2 separate regions of the Homo sapiens genome follow, and region 1 is linked to region 2. A link is a loop called in an ENCODE intact Hi-C map of the cell type or tissue named here. Cell type or tissue: PC-9. All regions are shown on one strand. Each heading gives the region's core, and the rest is flanking DNA. Links, peaks and the distances in the headings are about the cores only.

The links. Peaks named below come from ENCODE experiments on the same cell type or tissue, not always from the same donor. Only the 100,000 strongest peaks of a DNase experiment are listed, where the experiment ranks them.
Region 1: it touches region 2 in a loop (14-fold over the local background); 3 of 110 quality-filtered maps call a loop at or near these places.

What each region holds. Positions count from the first base shown.
Region 1 is chr2:109,469,316-109,472,225 of GRCh38, forward strand. All of the region lies in intron 8 of SH3RF3 (SH3 domain containing ring finger 3), which reads left to right. It also overlaps a transcript of RANBP2 not described here. Among named protein-coding and RNA genes, the nearest start is that of SEPTIN10, 140 kb to the right of the region's middle. RefSeq lists an enhancer at 1,431-1,550. In PC-9, for the core only: no CTCF peak of the experiment used is centred there; a DNase peak (open chromatin) is centred at 1,516; H3K27ac peaks cover 1,578 bases.
Region 2 is chr2:109,241,415-109,244,324 of GRCh38, forward strand. The region is part of intron 1 of SH3RF3 (SH3 domain containing ring finger 3); the gene reads left to right. It also overlaps a transcript of RANBP2 not described here. Among named protein-coding and RNA genes, the nearest start is that of MIR4266, 71 kb to the right of the region's middle. In PC-9, for the core only: no CTCF peak of the experiment used is centred there; DNase peaks (open chromatin) are centred at 147, 1,577 and 2,077; H3K4me3 peaks cover 609 bases; H3K27ac peaks cover 2,500 bases.

The sequences.
Region 1 (2,910 bases), core at 305-2,804, 230 kb after region 2:
CTGGGGTGTGTGGCATGCGGCTGGGCCCCTGTGGCCCTTTACTAGCCCCCGTGCTTTGCTTTGGGGCCAGAACTGCCTGCCTGGTCTGTTGGTTTTCCATGCATGCATCCGCTGCTCTGTCGAGGAAGGGTTTGACAGTAATGCCTGTTGTGCAGGGGTCACACTATGTGTGCAGTGGGATGGTCTTCTGTGGCCTAATTTCATCAAAGCACAAAACTTAGGCTGCCTAGAAAATAACAGTTAATGTGTCCTCTGTGTGTGACTTCTCCTAGGTGGGCTGGCAATGGGAGCTGGGCCCCAGTGGCTCAGAGTGACTGAGCACTGGTCTTGTGTACTTCTGATTAAGGACAAATCCACAAGCTCCAGAAACCCAACAAGCAAATAGTAATAAGTCTGGCAGAACGCTGAAAAGCTTAACCATTATGTTTTTGCTGAACAAAAGAACCCCCAGATCTCATGAAGAAAAGCCAGAAAACCGTGCTTTTCCTCAGAAGGTAGATCCGAATTTTTCCAGCCGTTGGTTATGTGTGCAGCTTGGGGCCAGGCGTTTGTCCACTGCAACCACAACCTCAGACATTCTTCTGTGGGGGTCTGAGCCTGGACAGCAGTGTTCTCAGAGCACTTTCCAGGACATGCGAGCTATAAGATGAACCCATGAGCAGATACGCTTGATCCTGCAAGCTGGAGTTACTTAGTGTTGATCATTTCACTCTTCGTGCGTCCTGTCTGAGGGTTAGCTGAGCCCGTTCTGGTGGTGGGCAACCACAGAGCTGTCTTCTGGCTAATGAAGACAAAGCCACCTTCTCAACTACAAGGATTCCTTGTCCCTTCTGGGGTGGCTGGGGTGGCCCTGTCTCCTCACCAAAGGCTCCTGGGACCTCACTACGTAAAGAGATGAGATTACTTTGGAATGACTTATTTCCTCATCAATAAGTGATGGGAGTTAGAAGGATGACCCACAGCACCCAGCAGCTCTAGCCACATGTGAAATCCATGCTTGCATTTCGGGTAGACTCCTGCTCCATCTGGAAAAGATCATCTTTTCCAGAGTTTTGCTGGATCTCAACAAGTCCCTGGAAGCGCCTTGTCAATCTTTGGTTCTCAGAATTTGCTCTTCCTTATTGCACGTCTGGGGAGACACCACCCACTTGAGTGTAGTTGCCCTCTGGTCATTCACTTATTTTTCATCTATTGACTTAACAAAATATTTGTGGAGCACCCACTTTGGGACAAGCCCTGGCTCAGTACTCTACGTGCAGAGCTGAACAAGGCAGTCTGGAGGAGGACAGGCAGTTACACCAAGCTCCCTGGACTGGCTCTGACAGTGCCACGCATGGGGTGCCTAGAAACTGCTGTGGCCGGGGCTGGTGGAGGATGGGTCATCACAGAAATAGCAGAGCCAGAGGTGCAGATGTGCAGGAAGTAGAGGCCTCGGCTCAGCCACCCCTGTTCCACAGGCCACAGCTTAGAGAGACCCTTTGCAGGGAAGTCAGCTCACAGCAAACAAAGGGTGCTGACATTTCATTCCTTCTTCCTCATGATAAGAAATCTCTTCTGTTGCCTGAGGCAGAGTCAGTGTATTAGTCAATTTTCACACTGCTGTAAAGAAATACCAGAGACTAGGCTGGGTGCGGTGGCTCACGCCTGTAATCCCAGCACTTTGAGAGGCCGAGGAGGGCAGATCACTTGAGGTCAGGAGTTCGAGACCAGCCCAGCCAACATGGTGAAACCCCATCTCCACTAAAAACACAAAAATTAGTTGGGTGTGTTGGCAGGTGCCTCTAATCCCAGCTACTTGGGAGGCTGAGAATCACTTGAACCCAGGGGGCAGAGTTTGCAATGAGCCGAGATCGTGCCATTGCACTCCAGCCTGGGCGACAGACTCTGTCTCAAAAAAAAAAAAAAAAAAAAAAAAAGAAATTAATACCTGAGACTGAGTAATGTATAAAGGAAAGAGGTTTGATTGACTCTCAGTTTCAGCTGGGGGTGCCACAGGAAACTTACAATCATGGCGGAAGGCAAAGGGGAAGCAAGCACCTTCTTCACAAGGCGGCAGGAGAGAGAAGAGAAAGTGAAGGGGGAAGAATCCTCATAAAACCATTGGATCTCATGAGAACTCACTCACTATCACAAGAACAGCATGGGAGAAACTGCCCCCGTGATCTAGTCCCCTCCCTCCAGGTCCCTCTTTGACACATGGGGATTACAATTCTAGATGAGATTTGAGTGGGGACACAGAGCCAAACCATATCAGTCAGTGGCAAAATTCATCATTGGAACAGCTCATGTAGGCCCAGACACTGTTGTATTCCATGGGTGAGGAGGTTGCTGTCCAAGCCACCTGCTCCAGGACACATGCTGGGGCGGGGTCTAAGTCTCTTTCTTTTCCACTCACCCCCTTGCTGTCTCAGCCTCACATACCTAATAAGACGGTCCCAAGAGCTTAGCCATAGGAGATAGACTAATGCACAGTCCTGGATAGCTTGTCCTGCCTTTTTGCATGGGGCACGTCTTGTTAAACTTTTTCCACACTCTATTTGCTGAGACTATGCAGACACAGGGAGAGCAGATGCCTGGCAGTTCTCTAGAAGGCAGGGGCTGTGTGAACAGCAGTTCATGTAACTTGGTCTGAAGCAGGCCATTTTCCTCCATGGTTATATTGCCAATTCAGGGAGAAGCAGAGTCCTGGGCCCCCTGCACTGTGTGGCCCTGTAGCACAGTGTGCACCTGGATTCTGACATCTCAGCTTCTTTCAAATTCCCATCCTTTTCTAATTATTAATTAGATTGTTAATTATTATTAATTAGTTAATATGATTAACAACCACCTGTGACCTCATGGTAGCAGCTCCTTATAGAAATGTAGGAGCAGTCCCCAGTTAAAAATTAGATAGGGATAAAAGCCCAAATC
Region 2 (2,910 bases), core at 138-2,637:
GGGGGAAAAAATGGCTGGAAGAAATACTTTAGGAATGTCCTTTTTTTTTCTTTATATCTTTTGAAATTTCCTACATAAGCTCGTATTACATTTTGTTGGCAGAAAATCAGATTTATAACCATCCGTCCTCCCTCCCACACAACCTTCTTCCCTCCCACTTGGCCTCAGGCATTGAGGTTTGGCTTGGTTCGGTCAGCTCTGCTGGGAGGGCCCCTGGGACTCTCTGTCTCCCCGCCTCGCCATGGTGAGGGTTCGGCAGTTCTCTCCCCCAGTCCCTGCAGTCCCTCTTCTCTGGCTTCTGTATCTGCCAGTTTTCTGTTCCCACCCTGCGTGTTTCCCTAGTGTCTTGAATAATTTTTTTTTTTTTTTGAGATGGAGTCTTGCTCTGTCCCCCAGGCTAGAGTGCAGTGGTGCGATCTCGGCTCACTGCAAGCTCCGCCTCCCGGGTTCACGCCATTCTCCTGCCTCAGCCTCCCGAGTAGCTGGGACTACAGGGGCCCACCACCTCTGCTTGGACCTGAGACACGATGTTCCCCAGAGTGCTGCTTTCATGGTGGTTTTCTTGGCCTGACACCTGTGAGTGATCAGACTGGGAAAGAGGATTCCCTTTCCCAGTCCTTCGTCCTGCAAGTGGCTGGCTCTGGTGTAGACGGGGGTGTCATAGGTAGCCTGCCACACAGGGTGGCTCCTCTGTTCGCCTCCTGTTTTCCCTGGTCATGGTGGGCTCCCTGAGGAATCACTTCCCCTCTTGTCTGTGTTGGTGTCCTAGCTTAGGTGGCCCCTTTTCCTGCTGTTCTCAACTTTGGTAGCACCTTGGCACCATCTGGGGAGCTTTGTAGTCCTGAGGCATGGGTTCCCCCTAGCAGTTTTAATGTCACCAATTGGGTGGAAGCCAGGCCTGGGAGTCTAGAAGCTCCCAGCTGAGTCTGCTGGCTGCTACACTGAGGACCTTGTCTCCTGTCTGTGTCGTGCCTCGTTGCAGATGGTCACACCCATAGAGCAGCCCGTGCCTAGAGTCCTGGGCCTTGGGGCTCAGAATGGGGCCAGGCCTTCCTGCTGAGCCGCCCCAGTGACACAGGCACTGATTGGCCACTGGAGAAGCGGGAGTGAATGGCAACAAGGCCAAGTGGGAAGCCTGTGTCTGCACTGACCACCGTGCCCCAGGCCGGCCTAGCCCAAAGAGACCTCCTGCTTTGACTTTTCCTTACTGGGCTGTGCCTACCTTGTGAAAACTCCAGTAAAATTAATCCAATGGCTGCTTGGCCAGACAGTCAGGACACATTTCGTGAGCCCTGGTCTGGGCTCAGAGGTTTGGAGTCCACAGCTGGGCCTTGATCTTCTTTCCCCAGTGACGTCCTCAGGCTGGGGTGTGGCAAGTTTGGAGAGGATGGGGACCCTCACTCTGTGGCCCAAATAGAGCAATAGGGCCTTTTTCTTCTGCTTCAGATTATCTATTCTCACAAAGGGAACAGGCATCCAAAAACCTCACAGAACAGCATTAGGAAATCAGGAATTGCAGCCAAAGGACTCTTGTCCTCTGTGTGAGGCTGAGTCGGACTTCCGTGACTCATGGTTCTGTTATTCTGAGTGTTTGAGACTATTAAGGAAATTGAATTTAGAGTGTCGTGATTTGTGAGAACAATGAAATCGGCTGTTCATATTCCTGTAGCGTCAGCAGCAGATGAGATGGGAGGTGTTGTCTTTCAGGCAGACAATTGGGAGCAGGCTATTGCCTTGTGCAGGTGTCTTGTAAGGGCTGAGGAAAGCTTCTTGAGGTCTGAGCAGTAGCTGAGAGGTCTGCAGATCCCCTGCCTCAGTAGAGGGACCCATCAGCAACTGCCAGTCCTGGGCCAGAGCCGGCGTCAGCCGTACACCGCATGGATCCTGAGACTCCCGTGTGCTTTTGCAGCCCTGAGATTCCATGTGCTTAGTCTCCTTCTGTTCACCCCTTACCAGATATTCCCGGGGCACATGCTGGAGTGCCTGTCCTTTCTTCTTGCATCAAGTGTGTGGTGGCAAATGAGGAAGGGATTTTCGTATTCTCCTCGTGTGCATTCCAGCCAGGGAGGCCAATGAACAGGAAATGCTCATGAAAAAAGTCAGATGGGGCAGGTGACATACAGGTAATTAACACCATGGGAACCTATAATGGAGAATGACAGAGAATGACTTTTATATTTGGTGGCTGGGGAACATTTTTAAAGAGATGGTGTCTAAACTGAGAGCTGAAGATATGAGTGGTGAGAAGGGGCCAGGGAGGCAAAGGTCGGGGACAATCGCCTGGTACAGGGAGACTAAGGAGAGATTGAGCATGGTGTTTTCAGAGAACCTCGGGGTGGCCCGAGTGGTTTTGCAATCCAGGAAAGGAGTTTGGGACATGTTCTCTGTGCGTTGGGAAGCCATTGAAAGGCTGTAATCAGGACAATACGTGATCTGGTTTGCTTTAGAAAGATCTTGAGTGAGTAAATAGATGAGTGAGTAGTGAGTGAGAGAGGCTTAGACACCAGAAGAGCTCATGCCACCGACATGCAGCCATGGGCACTTGGTGGTTCTGTTTGCCCTGCCCAGCTCATGTGCTCATAGGTGAAGTTTTTGCCATCAGCAGTGATCATTAAACAGTGAGATGGGTAATTGTAGCGAGGGTATTTTCTCTGTTGGTCCTAGATTGCCTAGAATCCTGATAGAAAGAATAGTTTTCCTTGAACTTACAATTCAGCAAATCCTCTGTAGCTATTTTTTTTGTACTGTTTGAAGGATGTACTATTTATGGACTGCAAAACAATGGATTCTAATCCGAGCTGGAGATAAAACATGACGGGGGCATAAAACATTTAAGAAGCACACAGGAGGTACAACAAAGCATTATGCAACAGCTTCTTCAGGCAAATGTGCACATTTTGCATCTAGGAG